Regions from separate parts of the Homo sapiens genome. Here region 2 is linked to region 1. The links are chromatin loops, found by intact Hi-C in ENCODE. Cell type or tissue: GM12878. All regions are shown on one strand. Each heading gives the region's core, and the rest is flanking DNA. Links, peaks and the distances in the headings are about the cores only. Region 1 overlaps EFHB (EF-hand domain family member B). Region 2 has its middle 140 kb from the start of SGO1.

What was found. Hi-C counts contacts between places; a loop is a spot of excess contacts. Peaks named below come from ENCODE experiments on the same cell type or tissue, not always from the same donor. Only the 100,000 strongest peaks of a DNase experiment are listed, where the experiment ranks them.
Region 2: it touches region 1 in a loop (2.0-fold over the local background); 3 of 110 quality-filtered maps call a loop at or near these places.

Annotation. Positions count from the first base shown.
Region 1 is chr3:19,877,557-19,893,031 of GRCh38, reverse strand. It overlaps EFHB (EF-hand domain family member B), which reads left to right. Exons shown (of 13, transcript NM_144715.4): 10 at 4,381-4,588; 11 at 8,417-8,629; 12 at 10,301-10,482; 13 at 13,228-13,560. The coding sequence ends at 13,401. Among named protein-coding and RNA genes, the nearest start is that of EFHB, 49 kb to the left of the region's middle. RefSeq lists an enhancer at 5,805-5,974. In GM12878, for the core only: a CTCF peak has its summit at 7,471 (motif pointing left); no DNase peak of the experiment used is centred there.
Region 2 is chr3:20,317,495-20,332,969 of GRCh38, reverse strand. No RefSeq gene overlaps it. Among named protein-coding and RNA genes, the nearest start is that of SGO1, 140 kb to the right of the region's middle. In GM12878, for the core only: no CTCF peak of the experiment used is centred there; a DNase peak (open chromatin) is centred at 7,679.

The DNA.
Region 1 (15,475 bases), core at 2,719-10,718:
TGCAGTGAGCTGAGATCACACCACTGCGCTCTAGCCTGGGCAACAAAGCGAGACTCCATCTAAAAAAAAAAAAAGAAAATAGAGAATATGATTGGGAAAAAGGTGAAGTTATAGCTACTGGGATGGAACATACTGATTTTATATTATTTTATTTTATTTTATTTTATTTTATTTTAGAGATGAGATTCTCACTCTGTTGCCCAGGTTGGAGTGCAGTGGCACCATCATAGCTCACTGCAGGCTTGAACTCTGAGCCTCAAGTGATCCTCCTGCCTCAGCCTCCCATGTTGCTGGGATTACAGATGTGAGCTACTGCTCCCAGCTCTCACACTGATTTTTGAGAAGTATACTCAACCAAGTGGTTATTATCCTTATGATCAAGGATTATGTAAACCCAACAAGAAAATCAGGAGGCTGAAATAGAATTAAATTTGAACCTCCTAGAATCCTTTTTATGCCTGGTTGCTACCAAAAGGGCGGACCAACCCTACTGGCCCGGGATTGCTGTTGCATGGTGCTGTTGCACCATGTCCAGGAATGGTCATGGAAGTAACACCAATTTTCAAAATAAGTCTTTATAACCCCTGCCCCTTTTATTCTGATTATTATTCAGGAAGCAGCTGAGATAGAATGAGTCCTTTCTGGGGACAGCTGCATTGAGTGACCAAACAGCTTTACTAAGATGTGGGCACCAGGAGCTGGTGAGAGAAGTAGACAGTTTTTGAGAAGGCCATTCCAATGCACAATAATACCATATGACAATGGACGGTAGGGAGTAAGAAAGCTTCATTGAATACCTTGACTAATAGCTCATTGCTGAATAGCTTTTGTGCTATAGGGTGCACCCCATTGACAGACTGAAAATGTTCCAGAAAGCAAAACGCACAACCCAGATTAACTTAACTTTATGGGCCCTACTGTTGGGACTAGACCCATATGATTGGACTGGAATGGCAATTCCATAACTTGAATAAGTGTCAATATTGGTGTGGCACCACCAATAGCTCTGAGGAGGGAGGGGTCAGAGGTTCACTGTAGTCAGTCTGTCAGGAGCATGAGGGAGATCCCTATGTGTGATGTGTCCTCTCTCACCGTAAGACAAATGAGTCAACTTCTGGCAGTCACAAGTTTGGCATGTAGTGGTGGCTTCTGCATTAGAAACATGGAGTTCTTTACCTTGTGCTCTGTGTGTAATGGGGGTGTGTTGCCATGTATGTACAGGCAGCAATGTTGGCAATCTGGATGGTTCAGGCTTGATCAGCAGCTTGATTCCAATCATTCCCATGCTTATGGTGAGTATCTACATGAACTACCCAGATAGTTCAATCAGTAGCCATAATTTTTGTCCTATAGTTTGCAGTCCCTTAAAGGGGTGTCTTTAATCTGCTATTTTATTGTTTTCCAAGTGGCCAACCAAATAGGTAGGCCACAGTCAACAGCCCAAGAGTCAGTAAAAATATAACAGGTTTATCAAGGGGAGTATTTGCCAGAGCCATGAGAATGGCCTTTAGTTTAGCTCAGTGAAGACCACCAGGTTTCAGCTCAGCCAGACTATAAGTGAAACAGGCCCAGGCATTTAGAGGAGGTTCTGTGAATTGAGGGTCCTCTTGAGCCAGTGGCTTTGCTTCAGGTGACAGAGTGGTGAATAATTTTTTTTTTCTAAAGGATCACTTCTCAGCTGAGTGTGGTGGCTCACACCTACAATTCTAGCATTTTGGGAGGCTGAGGCAGGAGGATAGTTTGAGGCTGGGAGTTTGAAACCAGCCTGGGTAACATAGTGAGACTCCATCTCTACAAGTAAACACAAATAGTTAGCCAGGAGTGGTAGTGCCAGCTACTCAGTAGGCTGAGGCAGGAGGATCACCTGAGCCCAGGAGTTTGAGGCTGCAGTGAACTATGATTGTGCCACTGCATTCCAGCCTGCACAACTGATTGATAGCCTGTCTCAGCAGCAGCAGCAATAACAACAACAAAAATATTGCTACTCTTTTACACGTAAAGCTGAGATGTTACTGGGGTTGGGCTGGCTGCATTCTTGAATATGCCATTTCCATTTGACATATGAGGCTTGTTTGCTCCTTTTTCATTTTGTTAGTCATTTAGTCCAAGTTGGCCGGCCTCAAAATGATTATTGGCTGGAGAGTCAGAAGGCCTCCATGGGTCCAGTGTTCAGTTTCCAGAAGAGCTCAGTGACAGGCTAATAGCTGCTTTTCAAAAGAGGTCTACCTGGTAATTATGTTAGGGAGGCAATAAGTCCTAAACTTCACGGTGCACCTCCAAGTGAAGGTTGCCTTTCTTTTCCAGAGGCTCTAATTGGCAAAACCACCAGTTATAGACTTGTAACTCAAAGGAGTCATTAGGGTTATGGGGTCCCAAAGGTAATAACAATTGTCTATACATGGCTCTTCTTGATCAGGATAATCCCCTCTGTCACATATGAACATTCACTCTACAGACATGGAAAGCATCAATACCAATTAAATATTCAGGCTTGGAAGCCGTAGCAATAATACATGGTTATCTTTAATTCTTCTCTGCAAACTGTGCCCAAACCCCATTAACTGAATTCGGACATCCTTCCCTACCATCCTCTCCCAGGACTGACTATGATGATGACTTTGGGAACTGTATCCAAACCATAAAAATGTGAGAATCTCACCCCACTGAACAGATGCATCCCTCTTGAAGACCTGGAGCCCTTGGTCCTACTTCTAATCATCTTTCTCCCTAAAGCGGATGAGATCAGGGCTTGGGGGAGGGAGGGATTAAGGGTGCAGAGGGAGAGAATGGCTTTGCACTAGTAAGTAAGAAATATTTACTTTGATTTTGAGTGGCATGGTGGTGGCATGGTAGCTCCATGAAACAAACCACCAGTGTTTTCAGTGCACACAAAGCCCTGCATATTAGGCGGTAATTTATCGTTGACAGCATCTGTTTCAGTTTTGGGGCTCTCTTGATTCAACAGCCACATCCCGCATTGCTTTTCAGCTAGGATGAGTGTGGGTTTGCATTTTTGGTTGTAGTAGAGACTTTTGTTTGTTTTTGAGATGGAATTTCACTCTTGTTGCCCAGTCTGGAGTGCAATGGCGCAGTCTCGGCTCACTGCAACCTCGGCCTCCTGGATTCAAGCGATTCTCCTGCCTCAGCCTCCCGAGTAGCTGGGATTACAGGCATGTGCCACCACGCTGGCTAATTTTGTATTTTCAGTAGAGACGGGATTTCTCCGTGTTGGTCAGGCTCCCAAAGTGCTGGGATTACAGGCATGAGCCACCGTGCCTGGCCTGTAGTAGAGACTTTTATAAAGGAGTCTGCTTTAATCCAGGGCATTTGCAGCTGTATTGTCAAGATCATATATTTTAAGTTCTCATTCTGTTTGAATACAAGGGTTAAGTAGGGAAGTTTTCCAGGGCTGTGGGTCTGACTGCAAGAATTTATAATTCATCGAGTCAGTTTCTCGTTCTCCAGGGGATTGCCTCCATCAGCATTGTAAATCCAGTCCTGGGCAGTAAGAGCTTAAATACTACGCAGTGACTCATTTATGATTCCTCTTGGGAGTTATTTCCTCTCAGGGAAGTCTCTCTGAGGGGGCCAAAGCTCCCTTATAGCAGGAAGAATTCACTGCAGAAACAAACAAGAAAACTGGGACCTTTGCCATCATCTCTGAATGGATTTAAGGTTGGCTTGATAGACTGCAGGAGGGACTGAGTGCTAAGATGTCCCAGCTGTTGACATTCTTCCTTAACGAACATTGTGTGCTCTGCCCCTTCATCTCCCAAGTGAATCAGCCAGTTTCTGCTGAGAGCCCTTATACATTTCCCTCTGTTCATACTCAGTGTAGGTACTTCTGTCTTTAACTGCTGTCTGAAAGGAGGTGAGACTTTTTCCCTCCACCCTCCTCCCCCTACTTACCAGGATGAATCTTAGTGTTACTTGTTTCAATGGGGCTGACCATCAGATTGGTAGCATTTCCCTCTTGCCCATAGGAGTGTTATGAAAACCAGACCACTGTCTTTGAACCCACCTCCGTGAACTTGTCCTGCAACTATCTCCCCAATTTCTCCTTAATAACAGGCAATGAAATGAAGGGCCATTTATTGCCAGGTTAAAACACAGAAGGTATTAAAAACTTTGTAAGGATAAAAATTGTAGAGAGCTGTCAAAAGTACACACCTATTGGTCATATGAAATGTCAAGCCCATATCATGGTAATAATGCTCTACCACGGTCTAACCAGCGTATTTGACTCCTCTTCTGTGAAAATTGAGACAAATTTGAATTTATGTGATGAAGCTATTTCTTTTTTCTTAAACTAAATAATGTTGCCTACTCTGCTCTTGAAGACAACTCCCATTTTATGTTCTTTTGCTTCCTGTATAACAGAAGGGAGATGGGATGATAGATAAAGACGAGCTGCAGGAAGCTTGTGACCAGGCCAACTTGAGTTTAGATGACAAGCTCCTGGACCAGCTATTTGACTACTGTGATGTGGATAATGATGGCTTCATTAACTATCTGGAATTCGCAAATTTTCTTAACTGGAAAGACAAAATGCTTCTTAAAGAGTATGAAGAGAGGGTCATTATTAAAGGTATTTAATTTTTGAAGGTTTGATGAATTATTATTTTTTTAAATTTTAAAATTTATTATTATTATTTTTAATACAGACGAGGTCTCACTATGTTGCCCAGGCTGGTCCTACTTGCCCTTGAACTCCTGGGTTCAAGGGATTCTCTTGCTTTGGCCTCCCAAAGTGCTGGGATTATTGGTGTGAGCCAGCATGCTTAGCCATTTGCTGAATTCTTAAATGGACTTCTGTATTTTAATTTTTCTAAGAGCTCAGCTATATTCAACTTTAATATTATATGAAAAATAAAAATATACATTTATACATGGTTTTTATTTGCTTGTTTATGCATGGAATATCTGTAGTAGTGTAGGAAAGAATCAATAATATTTATTATTTCCAGGAAGAGGCAGTTGGATGGCTGAGGGACAGGGTGGCAATGAGATTCACTTTTTAATCTATATTTTTGTATCTTTTGAGTTTGGAACCATGTATTATTTATTCAAAAAAATTAAAAGCACAAAACTTACACTGAAGCTCAAAATATAAAAGACAGTTTCTCAGAAACCTGTTTAAAAACGATTATCTGAGTAGTTAATTCCCTTTCCCAGGAAACACACAATTTGACATAAAATTAGATTTTAAAAATTTTGTATAAAAAGGAAAAACAGCATAATCTTTACTTTTGATTCAAATGTTATAATGTTTACATCAAGCTTGTCCAACCCTTGGTTCAAGACAGCTTTGAATGCTGCCCAACACAAATTTGTAAACTTTCTTAAAACGCTATGAGATTTTTTTGCGACATTTTGTTTTTAAGCTCATCAGCTGTCCTTAGTGTTAGTGTACTTTATGTGTGGCCCAAGATAAGTCTTCTTCCAGTGAGGTCCAGGGAAGCCAAATGGTTGGATACCTCTGGCCTACATTTTATCTTTCTGTATCATTACATATATAGATATACATATATACATATGTGTATATGTATATATTTTAAGCATGTCTAAAATAACACTGAACATACTATATAAGGCTTTTTAAAATTTAACTTTCGCATTTCTCTTCTTCCTTTTTTTTTTTTTTTTTTTGATAGGGTCTTGCTCTGTTGCCCAGGCTGGAGTGCAGTGGTGTGATCTTGGCTCACTGCAATCTCTACCTGCCGGGTTCAAGTGATTCTCGTGCCTCAGCCTCCAGAGTAGCTGGGATTATGGCAGGTGTGTGCCACCATGCCTGGCTAATTTTTTGTATTTTTAGCAGAGACAGGGTTTCACCATGTTGCCCAGGCTGGTCTCGAACTCCTGGCCTCAAGTGATCCTCCTGTCTTGGCCTCCCAAAGTGCTAGGATGACCGACAAGAGCCAACATGCCCAGCCAGCTTTCATATTTCTAAGGAATGAAGAAATGCTTTTTTGGTTTCTATGAACTACATTTCAGTTCCCTCATGCTGATATATTATGATTTACTAAACCATTTCTTCACTCTATGAAATTTAGGCTGTTTCTAGATATTTTAAAAGTAATATGCACAATGCTATAATGATCATATCTCAAAAAGCTTTTTATTTCTCATTTCTTATGAATGTTATTATTGTCTCAGAAGTAACTCTATTTTCATTTTGCTTTTCTAAATGATTTTACTGATTTGCAATTTTATCAGCTAAGTCTGTGAGGTTTTACTCCAATCTCACTACCATTGAGTGTTATTTCAAACAAAAATTCTTACATTGTTGTACTTTAGTTGGTTTATAATAATACCTCATTTGCCTTGCTTTTTTTTTTTTTTTTTTTTTTTTTTTGAGACAGTGTCTCACTCTGTTTGCCCAGGCTGGAGTGCAGTGGTGCAATCATAGCTCATTGCAGCCTTGAACTCCTGGGCTCAAGTGATTCACCTGCCTCAGCCTCTTGAGTGGCTGTGTTGCCCAGGCTGGTTGTGAACTCCTGGCTTGAGGGATCCTCCCTCCTCAGACTCCCAATATGCTGGGATTACAGGCATGAGCCACTGCATCCAGCCTACCTTAATTTTTGTATCTTAATTATTAGAGGTTCAGCTTTTTAAAAAGATATTTACATTTTTATTTTCTCTCGGGATGTCTCTCTTCTAAAAAGTGGAGATACTACTATTTTCACTTTTATTCTTGGGTCATGCCTTTCTGTGAAGTCAAAACCAAATTTTGGTCTCTCTTGATGATGCGAGCCCTTATGGGTTAGCCTTTCTATTCTATCCACTAGGAAAGCATCAGAATCTTCCCTACCTAATGAAGCTTTTTATAGAAAACAGCTCTACTCCAACCCTTTCATAAACAGGGGTGACAGAGCTTCCTTCTTGGCACAACTCATGAAGTAGTGGTAGAAAGCAAAAGCTTATTTCAGACCAGATAATTCTTCAAATTGTTTCTGGTTTTTGGATGCTGATTTCTTCAGCCATTTTAAATGGAGTTTTTAAGGATTTTCATCTTCTATGATTTTAGGGTAGAAACTGTCAAGTTTGTAGTCAGTAGGTCTAGAGGGGGCCCAGGAATGTTCTGCCAAAATTTTTCTGATACCAAATTCTATCTTACTGTTGACTTTTGGAGAAAAGTGGGTAAGTAATCTTCCAATTTTTTGAGAAATTCTTTTTCAAACTTTGTCCAGATTTCTACTTTTGGTGAGGTGGAGGGTTAGAGGATCTGGAACAGTGGGCCTGAGAATTTTCAGAGCAGCAATTGGCAGGAACTGAGTGTGGGGAGAGGTGGGGTTGCGGGGAGGAATGCGTTCTTCAGAGACGTAAGTCTTTTCTAGTTTGCCACGGTATCCACCCTTCTCTAATACCAGCAGGTCACTTGCCTTTGCAACCCTTACTTGGGCTCCCCCAGAACCTTTAGAATTTTTCTAAAGATGGGAACACCACAGCGCTCTCTAGTGGTATATATGTAGTAACCAGATCTGAAAAAGATTGCAGGAATTTATTCCTAAATTTCAGAATTGGCTCAGCAAAGCAATCTGCAAAAGAGGACAGTCTTACAACTTCAGTTCTATCTCAGGGTTTTCTTTTGTACACTGACTTGTCAGGAGTTAGTTGTAGAAACAGTTCTTGAGCTCACAGTGAGTTCTTATCATCTCTCTTGATGTTGTAGTGCATGCTCCCCCCAGTCAAGTAGATGTGGAATTTTCCACTACAAGCATGTCTTGTCTTATTTCTCCCTAGTGCATAGTGCTAGGAAAAACTCTGTAGTTCAAGTTAAATATTAAAATACGCTTTTTTTTTTTTTTTGAGACGAAGTCTCACTGTTTTCCTCCAGGCTGGAGTGCAATGGCGCGATCTCGGCTCACTGCAACCATTGCCTCCCTGATTCAAGTGATTCTCCTGTCTCAGCCTCCTGAGTAGCTGGGGTTACAGGCGCCTGCCACCATGCCTGACTAACTTTTATATTTTTAATAGAGACGGGGTTTCATCATGTTGGCCAGGCTGGTCTCGAACTCCTGACCTCAGGTGATCTGTCCACCTCAGCCTCCCAAAGTGCTGGGATTACAGGCGTGAGCCACCGTGCCTGGCCGCTCTATTTTTTTTTTTTTTTTTTAAGAAAAGAAATGAATGGATTCTGTGTTTACATTTGGTCTCTCATATTTCAAAGCTTTATTCTAGAATAAAGTGAGTGGAGTAGCAGAAGAAAACATTAGGCCATGTTCAGATTTCCTGGCATATGACATTGGCCTGAACTTACTCTTCCACAGTTGGGTGTTGGGTCAGTGGAGGGGTCATGCCAGCTGTTTCCATTAGCAAGAAGAGACTAGATGGGAAAACTTATCCTGTTACAGAGCAGCAAGCACTAAGTAGTAATGTATTCCTGCATTTTTTCTTTCATTTATTTTCCTTAAAGGTAGAAAACCAGATTGTGTAAACCCTACTGAGGCTAATGTTGAAGAACCTGAACAAACTCTCCTCATAAAGCCAGAAGATATTGTCTTAAAAGAAGCAGGAAGCACAGAAAAGACTCTCCGGACACTTCTGAGACCAAGTGATAAAGTTTCCAACTACTATAAGACAACTTCTTCTGAGATCAATGCAATTGTAGGAGCCATTCCTTCTACTTGTATGTCACTTATTTGTCAAGTTTTAAAAGCATCAACAAACTGTCCTCTGTCTGTCCTTGCATTGTCCCCTGCCTTTCTCCGTTAGATTAAGTTTCCCAAAGCTTTGTACCTTGCATTTAATTCATATTCTAACCACCTGGGGAGGAGAGGCCCACATATAAATGTTGATTGAACGGAATTGCCAATGATGACCAAAGTAAAATGATTCTTTATATATTAATGAAATGGAAACCATTATAGATCAGAACATTGAATGTTATACATTGTAGTAATTCAGACTCCACCAAGTATTAATATTAGACGATTTTAAAACCATATGATTCTTAGCTCCATACATATCTGCCTTCAAATATTTAAAGAGCTTTTACATAACATTTCTCTGCATATTCATTCCCCATGTGTTAGTTTGCTGGGGCTGCTGTATCAAAGTACCACAAACTGGTGTCTTAATAGAATTTTATTGTCTCACAGTTCTGGAGGCTTGACGTGCAAGGTGTCAGCAGGATTGGTTCCTCTGGTGGATTGTAAAGGAGAATCTGTCCATGCCTCTTCCCTAGTTTCTGATGATTTGCTGGCAGTCTTTGGCACCACTTGGCTTCTTCAGCATCACCCTGATCTCTGCCTTCATCTTCACGTGGTGTTCTCCCCATTTTCATGTCTGTGTCCAAATTTCTCCATTTTACAAGAACTCTAGCCATATTAGGTTAGGGGCCCACCATACTCCAGTATGACCTTATCTTAATTAATTATACCTGAAAAGACCTTATTTCCAAATAGGGTCACACTCTGAGTTAGTGGAGGTTAGGACTTCACCATCTAAATTTTGGGAGGAGACAATTCAACCTATAACATCCATATATCAATATGAAGCATGATGAATATTGGTGATATAGAAAAACTATTTTATGTTGATCAAGATCACATCCTTGGAATAAGGACATGATTGAGGATTTACATATTTTTCTCAACTGGATTTTTATAGACATGCTATACATTCTAGAGTAATGAAATCTTGTTACTCTCGTTAGACTGTGTTGTCCAATAGAAATAAAATTGAAGTCATCTATGTATTTACAAACTTTTTAGCATTAAAGAAAACCAGGCTGGGCATGGTGGCTCATGCCCATAATCCCAGAATCTTGGGAGGCCAAGGTGGGAGGATCAATTGAGGTGAGGAGTTCAAGACCAGCCTGGGCAACATAGTGAGACCCTGTCTCTGCAAAAAATACAAAAATTAGCTGGGCATGATGGCAAACGCCTGTAGTCTCAGCAACCTGGGAGGCTGAGGTGGGAGGATCACTTGAGTCCAGGAGTTCAAGGCTGCAGTGAGCTGTGATCATGCCACTGCATTCTAGCCTGGGTGACAGAGTGAGACCCTGTCTCAAAAAAGAAAAAGAAAAAGAAAAAAAAGTCATGTTAAAAAAAGAAACAGGTGAAATTAATTTTAATACGATATATATTCAAAATATTATCATTTCAATAACTAATCAATATAACAATTATTAAATATTTTCCTTTTTTTACTAAAATGTTTGAATTTTACATTTGGAATACACCAAAATTCTTCCTAGCTACATTTTAAGTGCTCAGTATGCACATGTGACTGGTGGCTACTGTGTTACACAGCTTTGTTTTAGAATGTCTGTTTTCTTCCCTCATCAATGACCTAGGTTACCCCATTTGTGGTGTTCCAACCATTCGATCTGACATTCCTGCTCCCCGAATTCGTCGCATCAGTGACAGAACTAATTATGGTGAAGAAGGTAGTGCATATTCACTACTATATCCTACCATTTTTGCCCGGAAAGGAGTGTTTGAAAGAGACTTCTTCAAGACCAGATCAAAAGAAGAGGTATAGCATATAAGCATACAAAAATGGAAATGTTTTCTCTATCAACAACTACTATTTTAGAATTTTAAAAACTTGAATTTTTATATTTACAAAAGTCTACAGGATCCCCAAGTATAGGATTCTTGATGAATAATCCTCAACTTGGTTGTGACATCTGGTACAATTCTTGAGGTAGAATTTATGCTGTGACAGAAAGAGCAAATTCATATTTTACATTCAATATGGTCCACGTAAAGAAGAAAAATATTTTTCTAAAACATTTAATACTATTCTAGTTGAGAAAAGGAACAGGATCAACCCCTTCCTTATGTAAGCATCCTGATGGCCTTGGGCCTCTAGAACTAAGAGTGGGCATGAGGATGGTCACTTTGCTACCCTTCTTGTCCACTGGTATCATATGTCTCAGATTATCTGTGACAAGCATTGATTTAAAATATTCTGTCTTGTTGCCACAACACAGGTAAGGTAATACATCTGTCTTATTTAATTATTTATTTATTTATTTATTTATTTATTTATTTATTTATTTATTTTTGACTCAGAAAACATGATGCCCACATCTGAGATGTTCCTCTTCCTAGATGAGTTATAAAGCTAGGGTTATAAAACCAGCTAGGTCTGAATAGCCACTGGGGTGCTGAGGGCCAGAGATTGATAGCAGTGCTCAGTTAGACTAGCCTGTCTACATCTGTGCTTATGGAAAGCAGGTATAATTCAGGGAGTACTTGCTTCTTCAGAACCTTCATAGCTGGAGCTAGAAATGATAAAGGAAAAGACATACGATGTCTTTTCGGACTTCAGATGAAGGGTTGATGGCTTGGAAATGTATTAAATACTAACCGAATTAATGGCAGATGCATCCCAGCAATTCTTTCACACGGACGCAGGACAGAGAGGAAGAAGAGACAGAGGCTGATGCTTTCTTACTGGCCCCAAAGGAGGAACTTGGTATCCTTCCTGTGGGTCAAAGAAGAAAACCTCCAGATTGTGTTTTCACTTTCCTCAATCACTCTGAAAGGCCTATGAAATAGAACTTTAGGGTTTCCAAAAGAAACAGAAATCTCCTGCTTGTTTCATAACCCCTAAAGGAAGTCATCCTTTTAACTAGGAAGTCATCTTTTATCCCACAATTCTAGACAAAAAGTAAGAAGTCAAAGACCTGCTTGGAATAATAATGTTGACTTGAGGATGGATAGATTTCAGTAGACATGTTAGGTAGTCAGCATACTACTGATAGAATGCCAAACCACTGGAGCAAAGCCTCCAAGGAGTGGGGAAGGAAGCAGGGGAGAAGGTCTGGGATGCTCAAGACTGACTCAAACCATTCCTGAGCTCACTCTGCAGGGGCCTTTTTAAACTACCAGTGGGTGGGGAAAATAGCAGCTATGCATAGGGGTATTGTGTTTTTGCTTTATAGCTGCAGTTGCTAGCAGCTCTGCTCTTCTGAATTTCAGAATTTGATTTGTATTTGAATAGTACTTAATTTGTATTTAATTACACTAATTTCCCACAAGGGTACATCATTTCTAGGGGATTTTTTAATTGTTGAGATTCTGTTTAATAGATGTATTCTGCAACTATTTTATTTCTTTGGCTATTCGCTTCTAACCTTTTCATTTCCCTTTTTGTTTTTTTTTTCTGAATGCTTCATAGTAAATGCTTCTTTTAAATTTAGTTTCATTTTAAAATTTTGTTTTCACATACTTTATTCCCACTACTCATTCTATTGTTTCTTCCCGCTACTAGTTCTTACTTTCCTTTCCTATATTTTTCTTAAGACATAAGAAGCATGTTTTTCCCCGCCTTCATCTGTTTTAATAATTATCACTGTAGAGAGATTATTTGTAACCAAAGGTTGCTGGTTTTCAGTGTGCTTGGCTTTTAGTGTCCTCTCTTAATCATGGGTACACTATCTGCCATTTGCACACATAGTTAAAGTTCCAACAGGCCAGTTAGATACATTTTATAAATGTTTGTATTTTAAAGAATACAAAACTTGGCCATGCCTAGAGGCTCATGCCTGTAATCCCAGCACTTTGGGAGGCCGAGATGGGTGGATCATTTGAGGTCAGGAGTTCAAGACCAGCCTGGCCAGCATGGTGAAACTTCATCTCTACTACAAATACAAAAAAATTGGCCAGGTGTGGTGGCACACACCTGTAATCCCAGCTACTCAGGAGGCTGAGGCAGAAGAATCGCTTGTACCCAGGAGGCAGAGGCTGCAGTGAGCCAAGATCACACCACTGCACTCCAGCCTGGGCAACAGAGTGAGACTCTGTCTCAAAAATAAATAAATAAATAAATAAATAAATAAATAAATGAAACTAATGTTCAAGTGGCTTAGGTGACATACACAAGACCAAAATGACAATAAATGACTGAAATGGAACTCAAACCTAGCAAGTCTTCTTTATTTTTTTCACTCTTTTTACTTAAATTTTGCTACCTCTCCTTAAAATAATGAGACATTTAAAGTTGAAAATAACTTTATATATTGGCTAGTGTATTTGAACACCCTCATATTATAATAACAAAATTATTCCTGAGCTGACAGTATTAGAATTTTGATATTTTCTCATTATGTATATATACAAGCACATGCACACACACAAATACATACACACACATACTTTTCACACATACTTTTTTGGAAAAATATCCATAGTCTTAGATGTTATAAAGATATTTTTCATTACAAGTTTTAAAACATATAAATCATGGTCTATTTTAAATGCCTTTTTCTAGATTGCAGAGATATTGTGTAACATTGGTGTCAAACTGTCTGATGAAGAATTTGAAAATGTATGGAATCTTGCATCAAAAAAGCATCACAGAGGAGAAGTTTGTGTTGAGAACATCAGAAATGTTCTAGATGAGCTACGGCATGCAGACCGGATCAAGTGTAAAACACTCATGTGATATTTTTGGACTTCATTCATTCAAGCAAAAGAATTATTAACTCTGTGTTTATCTAAAATGTTGAATCCATTCTGGTTTTAGATATTATGTTAGAGTTCACAGTGGTAAGACTCATATGCCTGTATGTGTTGCTAATAAATTAGATTTTGGATTTTAAAATTTATTGTTTTCCATAAAGCACCTAAGAGCTTGACAAGTGATTGAAGAGTTAACATTCAGCCTCAGCAAAGACAGTTCAGAATGATATTAGAAGTTTTGTAGGCCTAAGAATTCCATATATTTTAGTTGGCCGTCTGAATTCATAGTGTGATTTGTGATGCCAAGTTTAATTTTCTTTGTTGGTTAAGCCAATTTGAACTGCAATTTCTGTCACAGGTGATCAAAATGTAGTAACACACCAAGAGTAAGGAGATTCATGTTTATGTAGTGGACTAAAAGCTAGATCTTGTGCATGGAACTACAGGTGAATTTTTTTTTTTTTTGAGATGGAGTCTCACTCTGTCACCCAGACTGGAGTGCAGTGGCGCAGTGTTGGCTCACTGCAACCTCTGCCTCCTGGGTTGAAGCGATTCTCCTGCCTCAGCCTCCTGAGTAGCTGGGACTACAGGCGCGTGCCACCATGTCAGGCTAATTTTTCGTAGAGACGGAGTTTCACCATATTAGCCAGGCTGGTCTCGATCTACTGACCTTGTGATCTGCCTGCCTCAGCCTCCCAAAGTGCTGGGATTACAGGTGTGAGCCACCGCGCCCGCTACAGGTGAAAAATTTTAAGAAAAAAAAAAAGCGATCTTGACTTCCTTACATTTCCTTTTCTATTAAAAAATTACTTGTCTTTTAAAAATTAATTCTTTAAAAGAACAAATGAAGAATACAGCTAGAGGAGCTCTTTCCATATATTAAAAACCACAAATTGAAAGCTTTTAAGACAGCAAAAACAAGACAAAAGAAAACATTATAAGGTTTGGGGAATAAGCAATCTTTTCCAAATGATCTCTAAACTCATGCTTTCTTAACACGTTTGGCTTAAGTCATCAAACTATGGTCAAGCAGGCATGGGGCCGTTGCCCTTAAGGGAGGAGATAAGCCATCTTTCAGGATGGTCCTGATTCACTTTCCTAAATCTACTCTAAAAGTACCAATTGAGGTTCCTTTGTGTATCCTCCTCCTACCACTGGTGGGTTCTTTATATTTTGTCCCTGGTAGCCTATAAAATGGGTCAGAACTGTACGTTTTCAATGTCAAGGAAACTCCATTGACAAATAAAAAAGTTATCATTTTATTCTATTTCTCATTCCAACTTATGCCCAGTCATGTGGTCCAACATAGCGTATAAGGGATTCTACAATGAGAATTCTACAATGAGAATAAATAATAGCATTGAGATACTCTGGTAATAAAATGCCAACATAAAGATGATAAACATGAAGATGATAAAATTTGAATAAACTTTCTAGTGTCAAATTCACAGGAATAAATAATACCCAAATGTTAAATTTCCTTGCCAGTTAAAATCTGAAGATAAAATTCAAAGTAATTCAAGACTGAAATCAAATTATCTAGTGTCCAGTGAGTTAAAAATCCAAGGAAATTCTCTCTCCCTTTTTTCTGCTTCTGCCTAGTTTCAGCCAAGGTGTTTGGAAGACCTGGGGAGAGGTGTGTTTCCTTTAAGCAGCTGCGTCTTGAGCTGCTTCTCACTGGGAAGACCATAGGTCCATCCTGGCTCTTAAACTCATAGTCACTTAACTGAAGTGACTCAGCGGGCTGAGCTTCAATTTTAGGAAGTCAAAGATGTAACAAGGCATACAAGATTTCATAGCTCCCACCAAATTTAGGAAATAAGCCAATTCTTAGCTCTGAGAGCAGTTATCTCAGAGCAATTTTCTCAGTGAAAATTGTGTTTCTACAACCCAGTATCTGTATGTCACCGAAGCCATAGAAGAAATTATGTGATATCTGAGTGAAGGAGAGAAATGGAGAAAACCTTGATTTGAAACTTACCAGGGTGCTCATATGTGTACATTAGCTAGAATTTATGACCTATGGACTTAAACTAATTTGGAAGAAATGAAGTTAA
Region 2 (15,475 bases), core at 4,654-12,653, 440 kb before region 1:
AGCTTCCCAGAAGAACTATTCATTACAATTATCAGCTCTTGCTGGCTTACAAATAGGTTAAAGAGGAAATTAGTTGAAGTAGATTTTAATCACTTAAATGGCTTTTTTTTTCTTCAACAGGTGATTTGTTTCACCAAAAGCAAATCCTGCCAAGAGAATTAGATAAATAAGCAACCTGTAATTGAATGGTTCTTATCTAGTCTTCCCTGGAAGTTAGCAGAATTGAATTAATGGTTTCTGTCCCTTTACCTATGGAAAAAGTTAATATTTCAATTAATATCTTATAACGAAAAAAGGAGCTAGCAGTGGCATTTTTCTTTCCTCTATATTTACTATGCTCAGCTTTCTGCTACTGAATCAGTAATATCAAAAGCATAGAGACTGCCCAAAAACATGGATGACTCTGCAAGTTATTTCATGATTCAAAAAAAAAAAAAAAAACAATGTGACATAGTTCTTTGGGTATCTGTATACTGTTCATTTCTTTACCCATGACACAGAGAGATTTCATCAACCCAACATTTGTTCAACCATTACAAATGAAACAACTTTCTTCTTAGAGAAATTCAGATGATGGGTGTTTTTTTAACTTAGAGGAAAGAATAGGTTAAACAAAAAATTCAGGGAGGAAATAAAATTTACACTAAATTTAATTTAGAAAAACCCTGCAACTGGCCAGGCGGTGGCTCATGCCTGTAATCCCAGCACTTTGGGAGGCCAAGGCGGGCGGACCACGAGGTCAGGAGATGGAGACCATCTTGGCTAACACAGTGAAACCCCATCTCTACTAAAAAATATATATAAATTATCCAGGCGTGGTGGCAGGCGCCTGTAGTCCCAGCTATTCGGGAGGCTGAGGCAGGAGAATGGCGTGAACCTGGGAGGCGGAGCTTGCAGTAAGCTGAGATGGCGCCACTGCACCACTGCACTCCCGCCTGGGCGACGGAGTGAGACTCTGTCTCAAAAAAAAAAAAAAAAAAAAAAAAAAAACAGAAAAACCCTGCAACCTATAACTATAATCACGGATCTGAAATGAAAACCCCTTACTGGTATAGTATAAAAAGAAACCCACCAAACACTCTGTAGCATTGGACTTTTCCTCATTTGTTTGTCCTTCTAATTATTGAACGCTTATTATAATTAGATAATTACCAAATGCTTCCTAGGGGCCAGACACTATGTTAGGCACCAGGGACACAACAGGGAATGAAACAAGCATGGTTCCTGCTCTTTAGAGAGTTTACGGTGCAGTAGGCTTTAAGACTCCTGTAGTCTTAAAGACACACAAATAAGAGAATAATCTCCTACCAACCTGTAGAATTGTGTTTCACAGGGAAAGTTCCATGAAACACTATCTGTCCAGAGATCTCCAGCTTTTCCAGATTGGGGCTGATCTCATTTTCTCCTCAGACGTTTCATTTTCTTGGAAGGCAACAAGAAGTCTGTCAAAAATTATACCTCTAACTGCTGGGTCTGGAAAAGGTGAAAAGCTCCTAAAATTGAATAGTTTCTAAGAGCTCCCAGGGGGGATTAGTGAACATAATCCCAGCTATTCCCCAAGGATGAGACTCAAGCCAGGGTCATGTTCTAAAATCCCCTCTGCACAGTTACTAGAGCCCCATATAATGAGTAGGAAGCAATTGGGACTACAGAAAAATCCAACGTTTGGTGGTAAGAAGCCTGCCTCCGTTGCAAGTGACAGAAAACCCAAATCAACTTGATTCAGACAGTAAGAGGAATTTACAGGTTCAAGTTACTGAAAAATCTAGAGGTTGAATGGGCCTTCAGAGCAATTTCATTACAGCTCCAATTTCTTTTCTCTGTGATTCTTTGAGGCAGTCCTCTCTGGATCCACTTGATCTTCAAGATGGCTTTTCTTATGGACATAAGAGCACTGCCAGCAGAAAGTGGGGCTACAGTTCTTTTTCAAACATACCCAACATACAAGAAGATAGGGTTTTCCATAATTAATGAACAAAAACTCTAAGCTTTACTCTAATTAGTCCACCCCCAAACAACCACTGTAACCAAAGGGAGTATCATCTGCACACTAAAATCTGCCCAGGTCAGAAATCTCCATCCTTTGTGGCAAAGGAAACCGGGTAACCCCAAGGAGCTTTGCCTGTTCACAATCCAGTGCAGGAGACATGAATCATAGTGGCCACAAAAATGGGATGAAGTAGAATGGATGACAGAAAGACAAATAGAATAACCACTTTGTATAGTTTCCTTTTTTTTTTTTTTTTTTTTTTGAGACGGAGTCTTGCTCTGTCGCCCAGGCTGGAATGCAATGGCAGGATCTCACTGCAAGCTCCGCCTCCCAAGTTCACGCCATTCTCCTGCCTCAGCCTCCCAAGTAGCTGGGACTACAGGCGCCCGCCACTATGCCTGGCTAATTTTTTTTTCTTTTGTATTTTTAGTAGAGACGGGGTTTCATCATGTTAGCCAGGATGGTCTCGATCTCCTGACCTCGTGATCCACCCACCTCGGCTTCCCAGAGTGCTGGGATTACAGGCGTGAGCCACCGCGCCCAGCCGTATAGTTTCCTTTTAACCGATTGTCTGTATATAGTAATGTGTTTCCTCCCAACAGGAGCAATGTCTAGCAAGCAAAATCTAGATTAGTTGACTCACGACCCATAAAAGAAGTGCAAATGTGTTTCTAACTTCTTTCCTCAGCTAAATCAACAATAATGTAGAAACTCATGTGCTTCTCTCAGAAAGTTTTATCAGCTACAGTGAAGGAACCTGGATAACATCCCAGCTAATCTTTCAGCAGCAGCTGGGGAAAGCATCAAAAAATTACTTTTTCAATTGTCTGTCCAAGTATTGTCTGCGCTTAATCTGCAGATATCCAACTGTTAACACTAGGGGACTTCGTTCAAACAAAGCAACTGCTAAGGCACCCTGGGCACAGAGCCCCATGTGACCACCCTCTCAGAATGTTAATTAAGAATTCCATAATCAGAGTTAGCTTTGGGAATGTCCTTAAGCCCAGAAGAGCAGCCTAATTTCTCTGCTAATTGCTTTGATTCCCAAATGCTAGTAGAGGCTTTTTGGCAGAACCTACTCTAGGTGAAATGTAGGTTTTCAGCTTTTTCTAAATGAACTTATTTATTCATTTTTATTTTCAATTGGAGTTCCTCATAGTAAACAATGGCTTTAACTATTCGCACATTGGTCCTAATAGGCAACATGCTTCTGCTTCTCTATTTTAACTTTTTGCTTCCAAGTATAACATGGCAAGCAAGAGCATTTGATTTGTGGCCCAAGAGTCCTGTATCTGAGACAATTCTCCACTACCTCTGTAGCCCAAGGTATACCAACTTCTCTATATGTTAAAGAATTTTTTTAAAAAAGGTAGAATCATGATGCTTATACAAATGAATACAAAAATAAATATGTATCAAAGATTTTATTTAATGCATTAATTAATGAGAGAACCAGTAAGATGTTATAACCAGTTCAAAAGATAATTCAAAGAACCATACACATCTAGGCAATAAAGAATACTAAATTGAATTTTACAAGTGGAAGCACACGGGTCTATCTATCCTTGGGCAATAATCAATTACATTTTGGATGCAGTTTATTTGCATTTCTAAGGAGAAGAACCATGATTATTGGTATTCTAAAGCTTACAACATGGCAAATTAGCTCAAAGACAATGAAAAAAAGATAATTCTGAAAAGTGCACTAGCAAGACAATCTTTTTTGTTTTGCCATTTCAAAGTTTTTTACAATTTTTTTCTAAAAAATCTATCAAGTGAAAAACAAATTCATCAAGAAAATGCAAAGACAAGCCACAGGCTGGAATTAAATAGTTGCAAAAGACATATCTGATAAAAGACTGTTGTCCAAAATATACAAATAACTCTTAAAACTCAACAAAGAACTCAAACAATCTGATTTTTTAAATGGCCAAATACCTTAACAGGCACCTCATCAAAGATTTACAGGTGGTAAATAAGCATATGAAAAAATGCTCCACATCATATGTTATCAGGAAAATGCAAATTAAAACAATATAAGTTACTACTATACACCTATTAGAATGTCCATAATCCAGAACACTGGCAACATCAAATGCTGACGAGGATGTGGAGCAACAGAAACTCTCAGTGATGGTGGAAATGCAAAATGGTATAACCATTTTGGAAGACAGTTTGGTGGTTTCTTACAAAACTAAACATACTCTTATCATACAATTCAGCAATTATGCTTCTTGGTATTTACCCAAAGGAATTGAAAACTTATGTTCACAGAAAAACCTGCACATGGATGTTTATAGCAGCTTTATTCATAATTGTCAAAACTTGGAAATAGCCAAGATGCCCTTCAGTAAGTGAATGGATGAATAAACTCTACTACACCCAGACAATGGAATATTATTCAGCACTAAAGAGAAATGAGTTATCAAGCCATGAAAATATATGGATGAAACTTAAATGCATATTACTCATGAAAGAAGCAAATGGGAAAAAACTACATACTGTATGATTCCAAATATATTATATACTGGAAAAGGTAAAACTATGGACTTATTTGGTCACTATACATTTTTTCAAACACATAGAATGTACAACACCAACAGTGAACCCTAATATAAACTATGGACTTTGGGTGAAGATGTGTAAATGTGGGTTCATCAAGTGGTATAAATGTACCACTCTGGTGGGGGATGTGGATAATGTGAGAAGCTTCTATACCTGTGTGGGGACAGGAACTATACTAGAAATCTCTGTACTTTCCATTCAATTTTGCCATGAACCCAAAACTGCTCTAGAGAAAGTATATTAAAAATAAAAATCCAGACTTAGGTAAGAAAAGACCTTATTTAAAGATTATTGCAATAAGGGGAGAAGGACTATTGCATAAGGAGGGAGAACTATTGCAATAGGAAGAATGCTCTGATTATGAGATCTGCAAGAATCCCAAAGGTCTGGCAGAAAGGGGTGTTTCTTTTCTAAGGAGGAGTAAATAACACTAGAAAGAACCAGTTGTGGAGACATGGGATCGATGCATGGCCTGATTCAACAGTTGATCAGGGAATGAGTTTTCCTGAAGTAAGCTGATTCTCAGGAAGGTCAATTAAGCAGGGGTTGTTTCATGTTCCAGTGCTCAAGGGTAGGCCAAAGTTCAGGGTCTGGGGGAAGGAGAGAACCCTGATCAAAATTTGGTCAAGTCAAATTAATGGGCATGTTCTCAGTTTGGTCAATAGGGAAAAATATTTTAGCTAATCATTTGTGAGATAAAGAATGAAAATTTGGAGGTTCTGTACATGACCTTGTCCTGGGTAAACAAGGGGTTCATCTCTGAGTCTTATCTAAGTCACCTGGGGAAAGGTAGTTGTGATACTGTGAAACACAATCATCCTCTGTCTAATGACATTTTGGTGATGAACTGCATATTTAATGGTGGTCCCATAAGACTGTAATAAAGCAAAAATTTCCTGTTGCCTAGTGATATCATAGCTGTCATAAAATGATAGCACAACACACTCCTCACATATTTGTAGTGATACTGGTGTAAACAAATCTGTGCTGCCAGTCATATAAAAGTCTAGTGCATACAATTATGTACAGTAATTAATAATAAGTGACTATGTTACTGGTTTATGTATTTGCTACAGTATACTTTTTATTGTTATCTTACAGTATACTCCTTCTACTTATGGTTTTTAAAAAGTTAGATGTAAAACAGCCTCAAGCAGGTCCTTCAGGAGGTATTACAGAAGAAGGCACTGTTATCATAGGAAATGACAGCTCCATATATGCTATTATACCAAAAGACCTTCCAGTGAGACAAGGTGTGGAGGTGGAAGACAGTGATATTGGTGATCCTGACCCTGTGTAGGCCTAGGATAGTGTGTATGTTTATGGCTTAGTTTCTAACAAAAAATGTTAAAAAGTTTTCTAAAAATTAAAAAATTTAAAAAAAGCTTATAGAATACAAATATAAAGAAAAATTTCTGTACAGCTGTACAATGTATTTGTGTTTTAAGCTAAGTGTTATAACAAAAGAAACAAAAAGTTTTTTAAAAACTTAAAAGTTTATAAAGTAAAAATGTTTCAGAAAGCTAAGTTTAATATTAAAAAAGAAAATTTTAAAAAATACATTTAGTGTAGCCTAAGTGGACAGTGTTTATAAAGTCCACAGTAGTGTACAGTAATGTCCTAGGCCTTCACATTCACTCACCACTCCCTCACTGACTCACTCAGAATAACTTCCAGTCCTGCAAGCTTCATTCATAGTAAATGCCCTAGACAAGTGTACCATTTTTTGTATCTTCTACAGCATATTTTTACTGTACCTTTTCTATGTTGAGATATATTTAGATACACAAATACTTATCATCGTGTTAAAGTTGCCTGTAGAATTTAGTATAGTAACATGCTATACAGGTTTGTAGCCTAGGAGCAATAGTCCATACCATAGAACCTAGCTGTGAAGTAGGCTATACCATTGAGGTTTGTGTGAGTACACTCTATGATGTTTGCACAATGAAGAATCACCTAACAACACATTTCTCGGAATGTATCCCCATCCTTAAGGAACACATGACTGTATGTATTTTTTCTTTGTCCAGTTTCCTGACTTATAGAACCTAAAACTCTTGGAATCTTCAGTGTCATAAGAGTATGTTGTGTATGTTAATGAGATGATTGGTAGCTGGGGCTTCCTAGATAGCCTCAGAAGGGAGGCTGGTCACTAGATAGACCAAGGTATAATTAGAGGGTTGGGGCTTTCAGTGCATGCTCCCCCAAACCTAGGGTGGAAGGACTGGGTAGAGGGGCTGAAGTTTAAGTTGATAATAGCATAGATTTCATAGTGTGGTCTTTGGAGAACTAAGCAGCCCAAATCTAAAACACATTAGACTCTTAACACGATGCTGGTACAATGCTAAATAGATGAGAAATATCACTGTTTCCATTATTCATTGATGCTTCTATAGCCAAAATATCTTTCTTATACCAGGCTTTTTTTGGCTTTTCTTAATTAACTACAGAGATCATCTTTGCCCATTAACCCATTATCCAAGATAAATTCAGTTATGGTTTGCATGTTTATCCCCTCCAAAACTCATGTTAAAATTTAGTTGCCATTGTAATAGTATTAAAAAGTGAGACCTTTAAGAAGTGTGTAGGTCATAAAGGCTCCGCCCTTACAAATGGACTAATGTCATCATCATGGAAATGAGTTCATTATTACAGGAGTAGTTTCATCCTCCACTTGCTGTTTCTCACCCACTTTGCCCTTTGGCCATGTAATGCCTTCTGCCACATTAGGACACAGCAAGTAGGCCCTCACCAGATGCCAGCACCTTGATATTGGACTTCCCAGCCTCCAGAACTGTGAACCAATAAATTTATGTTCTTTATTAATTACCCAGTCTGCAGTATTCTCTTACAGCAGCACAAAACAGACTAAGACAGAAAATTGGTGCAGGAGAAGTGGGCTGTTGCTTTAACAAATACCTGAAAATGTGTTAAGCAACTTTGGAACTAGGTAATAGGCAGAGGCTGGAAGAATTTGGAGGAGCAGGCTAGAAAAAGCCTATTTTGTCATAAACAGAGCTTTAAGTATCATTCTAGTGAGGGCTCAGAAGAAAACAGGCAATGTAGGGAAAGTCTGAAACTTCTTAGACATTACTAAGTCATTGTGACCAGGAAGCTGGCCAAAGTATGAATGGTAAAGGCAATTCTGATAAGGTCTCACACAAAAATGAGGAACAGAAACAAGGTATTGGAAACTGGAGTACAGGCCATTCTTGTTAAAAAAAAAAAAAAATAGCCAAGAACTTGGCTGAATTGTTCATGCCCAAGGGCTTTATGGAAAGCAGAACTTTAGAGCAATGAACTAGGATATCTGGCAGAAGAAATTTCTGAGCAAAATATTGAAAGTGCTGCATGGCTTCTTTTAATTATATACAGTGAAATGAGAGAAAAGAGAAAGTATTTAAAGATGGAATTTATAATTAAAAGGGAAACAGAATATAAATATTTGAAAAATTTGTAGCCTGTCCACAAAAAGAATGTAAAGCATGCAATGGTGTGGCCAAGCAACCTTTCGATGAGGGGATTAGTATAACTGGAGAGAAGCCAGATGTCATTCATCAAGACAATGGGAGAATAACCTCAAAGGTATTGTGGAGATCTTCAAGGCTGCTCCTCTCATAATGGGCCTAGAGCTCCAAAAGGGCAGAATGGTTTCAGGATATGGCTGAGGGCACCTTCTACTGACCAGGGCCACCTTGCTCTCTGCATTTCAGCACAGTGCTCCTCAGCCACCCCAGCTGTGGCCCAAGTAGACCTGTGTGCAGCTCAGAAAATGGACTAAGACAAACTTTGTTAATAATTTCTTTCTTTTATCTCTGCTTATATGAATAAAATGCACAAACCCAAATGTCTAAAAATAGAAGAATAAAGAACCAAGTTGTGGTCATCCACCAAATGGTGCAAGGATGACAGTCAAGGCAGCCTAAATGTGTTGTCTATGAAGAGTTTTAATAATGTAGAAATATATCAGAATATATTAATTTTAAAAAATATAGAATTTTATAGCCAAATAAATAAGATAGATGATTGATAGACTGATTTATATATGAAAAATAACAAACACAACTCTTGCTTTATCATTAGACATTGTGCATCCTCTCTCTTTTCTGTATAATATGTTCTGAGCATCTCCCCATTTGCACAAATAGTCCTTGAGAATATACACTCTTAAAATTATAGCATAAGATATATTCCTTTCTATGTTATTTTTCTATTAACCTCTGACTCTCTCATTAAGAATTATGTGGCAGAGGATGGAACATTAAATTGGCAAGCTCATGCAGCAAGGCCTCAAATAAATCTTCATTTGAGACAAAGAAGAGTTCAAACCACAAATGCCATGGTCAAAAGAGGACTAGATGAGAGATCTAATAGAGAGAAAATTGGTTACTGGAAATAGGAGGGAAACATTTATATTATAGTCTGGGGTTTGGAACGAGCCAATTTGAAGGAATTGAGACCATTTTCCCACCCCAAATGGGAACTAGAAAACCAGAGTTGCCCTTCTCCCATCCCTTCTGTTCAAGAATCAATGTTACATTAGTTCCCTGAATACCCATATTTCCCCATGCTGCTTTGGTTTTGCATAAGCTGTTCTTCTGCCTTGGATACCCTCCTCCACTTGTCCACCTGGCAGACGCCTCCTTATCATTAAGTGTCACTTGAAAGCTATCTTTTGCATGAGGCTTTCCCTGATTCCCCCAGAGACAATTAGGTTTTCATTTCCCCGGGCTTTGTAGGGACCTTTGTTACAGCCATTGTTAGCCCAAGCTGCGCCATTTTGTCAACCTCCCACCGTTTTGTACACCCTGGCCAGAGTGGAAATTTCCCAGCAGTGGGAAACACATTGTCGGGCAGGTCTCAGGCCCAACTGCCTGGCCATAGGAAATTCTTCCCTTATCAGCAGCTAACCACACCGCCCATCCCATTTTGCAACAATTCCACCTCTCCCAGCTAGACCTGTAACTGCCCCAGTCTGTAAAAGGAGCTCGAGCTCCAGCCACATAGCTGGTGTCCCCCTCCACAGGTTTCTTCGTCCAATAAACCTGTGTTGCTTTTGACCTGCATCCCCTTGTTTCTGTCTCTTTTCTCCATCCTAACAGCCATCATTTTATTGTAACATAACCATTTGCATGTTGGTCTCCTCTAGTAGACAGTAAATGCCTCAAAAATAAGGTTTACATCTCTTTATGTCCTGTACTTAGCATATTATAGATACTGAATGATTAATGAGTAAATAAATGGACAAATAAATGAAATTGTGTAATGAGATGAAGTAGAATTCATTCACTTACTTGGGACCAAAAATAAAGTCCTGAGGCCACAGCAGTTTGAACTGCCTAACTCCTAAAAATTACCAATATTCTCATTTTACAAATAAAGAAACTGGAATTCTAGAAAAATTAGGAAACTTACTCCAGAAAGTAAATTTCAAAAAACAAATACAAATAATTCTCCATTACATGAAAAGGTAAATGCAAATTAAAACCATTTTTTATCTATTAGACTGGCAGATATAGTTTTTATAATAAGCTTTTTTGGTATGGTATAATAGGCACTTTTATATATTGTTGGTAGAAGTGTACATTGGAATCACCACCAATTTGACACTATAGTGGAAATTTGTATCAAGATTACAAATATATGTAACACTTGGACCAGAAAATCCACTTTTAGAAATTTATCCTACAAAAACTCCTATACTAGTTTGAAAGGTTATATGAATAAGAATATTCATTCCTTCATAGTTTGTAGTAGCAAAAGGTTGGAGAAATCTCTGTTGTCTATCATCAGGCTAAACATATTATAATATATCTAGAGCAGTGGTTCTCAAAGTATGGTCCTCAGACTAACAGCATCAGCATCTCCCGGGAATTTATCAGAAATGCAAATTCTCACACTTGAGGGTAGAGCTCAGCAATCTGTATTTTAACAAGCCCTCTATGTAACTTTGATATATATTAAAATTTGAAAAACATTCACCTATAAAATGAAGTACCATGAAGCTAGGTAAAAAAGAGGAAGCTGTCTATGTGCTGCTAAGGCAAGATCACCATTACACAGCACTTTGTTAGGTGAAGAAACTGCAAAAGAGTGTCTGTAATATGTTACCTTTTTGTAAAAGAAAGAAGGAAAGAAGCCATATTTTAATTGGCTTTTAAATAAATTTTTTAAACTGAAAATCTGGACGCAAGAAATTAAGAAGAATCATTATGTATGACTGCAGTGTCTTGGCAGAGGGGTAACAAGAAATAGGAGAGAGACTTGTAACTATGAACTTTATTTTATACTTTGTGAGTTTTTTTTGTTTTTGTTTTTTGTTTTTTTTTAGACAGAGTCTCTCTCTGTTGCCCAGGCTGGAGTGCAGTGGCGCCACTTTAGCTCACTACAACCTCCACCTCCTGGGCTCAAGAGATTCTCGTGCCTCAGCCTCCTGAATAGCTGGGACTACAGGCACGCACCACCATGCCCAGCTGAGTTTTGTAACTTTAGTAGCGATGCCGGGCGGGGGCGGTTGACCATGTTGGCTGGCTGGTCTCAAACTGCTGACCTCAAGTGATCCACCCGTCTCAGCCTCCCAAAGTGCTGAGATTACAGGCATGAACCACTACACCTGGCCTTGCTTTGTGATTTTTGAACCACATGAATATATTAACTCCTTGATTGACAGATAGATTATAGATAGATGGATAGATAGATAGACAGGTAGGTGACAGATAGACAGACAGACTTGTTTTAATTATGTATATCTCCAAAGTGTAGTGAAAGAGAATTACTAACTGAGCTAACTCCTTCCTACTGCATTTTTCTTATCAAGACCCTGCAGAATTATAAACAGTTCTGTTTTTTTTTTCTTTTTTAAGAGTTACTGATGATCTGTAATAAAATCAGGTAGATAACACACAGACAGACAGACACTCAGATGCATGTAAACACACACTTAAGGAAGGACTGGCTGCCTTGTTAACAAGATAACTAATTTTCCAATTGCTTATTTCCAAATTTAAGACATTTCTTACCCATGTGCAGGAGTTTATCCAATTGCAGAAAGGCGTATCTACTCACAAATTGTCTGTCTAAATTGGAGCAACCAGACAGATCTAAACATAAAGGCTATTAATAATGCAAATACCAGGTCACACTGATTGAAGATAATTAAATTAAATTAAACAGCACACCTACTATACGGCTTGTAATCCTAGAATCTGAGCGAAGTCCAACAATTTAGATAGTTTCAAACATGCACAACCCATTGATACCAAGAAATGTTTTGTGGTGGTCACATTAGATGTCTATGTGAGTATATTGCTGTTAATTTGATGTGTGAACCTTAATAGTTACTTAAAAAATCCAATTGTCCTTTCTATAAAAAAAGAAAAACTAGCGTAACCCTCATCTTCTCCCTGGAATGTGATAGGAATTAATTAGGGATTTTTTAAATTTAGTAATATTTTTAGCTTTTCAATTCCATACATTATGCAAAAAGCAAATAGCCTTGTCATAAATGTCTTATTATTCTGTCCTATTTTCAGTGTAGTGACACTCGGACAGAGTTAAATCCCAAGATCACTTCCTGCTGCCAAACTTCAAAATGGAATCCACAGCAATGACCTCACCTAAATCTCCAGAAGGACTGGAAAATTACAACTCCAGGTGGCTGTTTCTGGCTTACGTCCTCAGGAGACCTTTATAGGCCCTGTGCTGTAGAACATGAGCCCCACACTAGGTGTATTTACCGTGCTATTTGCTTTGATCTGAATTTCCTCTGATAAGTACCTTTGAAGTCCACATATTTTTCTGAGTCTGCTGCCCTGCAGATGCCCAAAATGAGCCATGAGAACTATTAAACTGTGTCTTGACCTTCTGTGGAAGCTCAAATGAACCATCAGTAATAGGATATAAGAGAACCAAGAGAGACCATAGCCAGTGATAGGTACAATTGCTATCACTGTACTTCTTACCTATTTCAGAGACAGGCTATAAAGATTTCAGAAAATGTTAGCCAAGTGCTTTGAGTCCTGGAGAAAAAATATTAGTGGAATTATTTGAGACAAAGAAGGGAAAAGAGAGTTTCTTTTTTAAAAGGTAGAAGAACAAAGGGAACAACAGAAATTCAATTCAATAAATAGTTATCAAGTGCCTGCCAAGTACTAGGCCCTGGACTCAGAACCGAGATGTGTGAGTACTTACAGGACAGTGCTCTGGAAGACGAATGGGAAGAGACATTTAATAACAACAAGGTAGATTAAAATAAATTTCATGAGAGATGAATTTTTTGTTCATTTGTTTTCATTTCCAGCAACAAGCACTGAATTTCACACAGAGGGTATACTCACAACACTGAAGATATGAATGAACAAATTACTGGATACAGAACACTGGGAAAAAAGCTTGTTTCTAGCCTCTTGTCTCTTAGTCTGCTTTCCTTTATGCACATTCCCCAGCTTGTGACTTTAAAACTCTATTCATCACCTAAGTATTATATGCCTTTCAGAAGCACCATTTGTAGGGTTTAAAGTTTATTAGTAGCAACTTTTCTTACCACTTGGCTGCCATCATCATAGGGGGCAGTTTGGAAGCTATACTGAAATAACACAGACTGCATGTTAGGAGTAAGGAAGAAACTGATTCATCCTGTTTTGCTCAGGACTTTCCCCAATTTAATAGAGGAAGTCCTGCTTTCTGAGAAATTTCTTAGTGCCAGGCAAACTTGGATGGCTGGTCACCATAATTAGGGACTTCCTATGAACTTTTCTTCAAGTATTATCTCTGTATTTTAGTGTCAGAAAATTGAAAATGTTAGACTGCAACTTTCTGGAATACAGGTTAGCAATTTCCCTTTTACAACAATTGAAGCTCTTCCCATCTCTTACTTTCCTCTAAAATATTCACACTTTTTTAAAGTTATCTGACTCCTATTGCTCCTACCCGCAAGAATCTTTACTTGTTTCAGAAAGTTTTAGAGCTAAAATGCACATAGAATTAGCTAAACTAGTCCTCTTTTTACTGTTGAGAAAACTTGAGTTCCCATGAGACAATTGGCCAAAGTCATACAGCTCTTTAGTCAGCAGAACAAGGCAAGTGCTCTAGTCTCCCAGTTTCCAGGTTAGTAATGTTCCTCTTACACTGAGCTTTTAAAAATTAGTCTATCTCCAATAGGTTAAAAATTATATTTTATGTTCCATAAACCCAGACTTATACATGTCGTTTCCCCCTTCACTGTATTTGACAATTCCTAATAAAATCCGTCACAGTGCTTTGGATATCAGTTTATAATTTGATCAACAGTAGTCTAGTTTTAAGTGCAGTATTCGGCTAATGAAAAAATAACACAACCTCTTTTATTCATGATTACAAAAGTCCTTTAACTCTTCAATGAAAAAAAATGTTTAAGAATACTTTTCTATTTCATTGGTTATAAAACTCTTTTCTTCTACTTACCAGAGCCCATTACTGCCTACTGGAGTCCATGATCTAATAATGTCAAGAGTAACTCACAGTATTTATCAGTTTAACAATGTCCTTTAATCTCTACAATAACCCTGTCAGGCAGTATAGTGGATGAGTTGTCCCCTGAAGAGTTTGGTTAAAAAAAAAAAAGAGAAAAAAGAAAAAAAACCCTTTCCCTCTGAGAGTTGCACTGCAAAATCAATACAATGCATAGTGATAGAGACATGCAAAGTTGATTTATAAGTCAGTTGAATCCCAGACACGCATAAGACAAGTTTGAAGATATTTGCCAATACCTCAGTCATTATAATGACTTTATAATAAATAATTACTTTATAAAAAAAATCACTGGACAAGTCAGAGAAGCTGATGCCTATTCAAGGGAGAGGAATATTCCTGTAATAGAAAACGATACATCAGGCTACCCTTACCCTGGTGCTCCAAAATTCAACCACATAACTAATTATCTTTATTTGGATCCTATTCTCACTTAATAACTTTCTGACTTTGAACTTCCAAAATTCCTTGCCTTCAAAGACAGTATGGCCTAGCCAAAGAATAGCACTGTTCATGCTCAGTGACTTTCACATTTATCATTCTAAAGTAATAAACTTTTATGCTGATTTATAGGTCAATCTTTACAAATTTGGTTACAAGCCTTGTCTTGAAAGAAGATGCCACTCTGAGAATACAGAAAACCCTAGTCGCCATAGGTTATGGCAAATGCCCCATGGTAACACCTCCTCCGGAGGCCCCTTGACAGCCAGCCAGTTCACCTCTCCTTGTGACTCACTGTCCCTGGCTTTGTATCTTCCACAAAAATGTCACCTAATAATGTTATCCTCATTTTATATATGAGAGAATTAAATCTGCAAGCTAAGTGCCTTGGCCATGGTTGCTTAGTATAATTATGGTCTGGAACTCAGACCTTTAACTCCAATTTTAGTAAATTTTCCTATCCTGACTTTGTGGCAGATACCTCGGTGTTTCATAGCACATCACCCTGGACACCTTGAATTTCAGCCTTAGCAAAAATCCACATGAGCTCAGACTACCCTCAGGTTGAGGGCATCAAGGGCATGTCACCCATCTTTCTGCTTTCTGCCAAAAGGCCTTTTCTGATGCAATGCCATAGAAGCCTGCTCAGACCAAGGACAAGCATAGTTCAAAGGTTGCTCTCAGAGATAGCCTTCAACCTACGGGGAAATGAGGGGGGCCAGATAAATGTCTCTGACTCGTATCCTACAGGTGGATGCTTCTGCAAAGTATGCTTCTCAGAAGACCCCAGGAGAATCAAGTCTTTGTTTCACTCCCTTACATTGGGTTTTCCTCCATCCTTGTCTAACTCTTCTCATACCCTCACTACTGCTTTCTGGGATCCTCCCCAAATAAATTATAAGCACCCAAATTCATTTCTCAAGCTTTACATTGAGGTGAACCCAAACTAAGACAGAAACCTTTACTCTT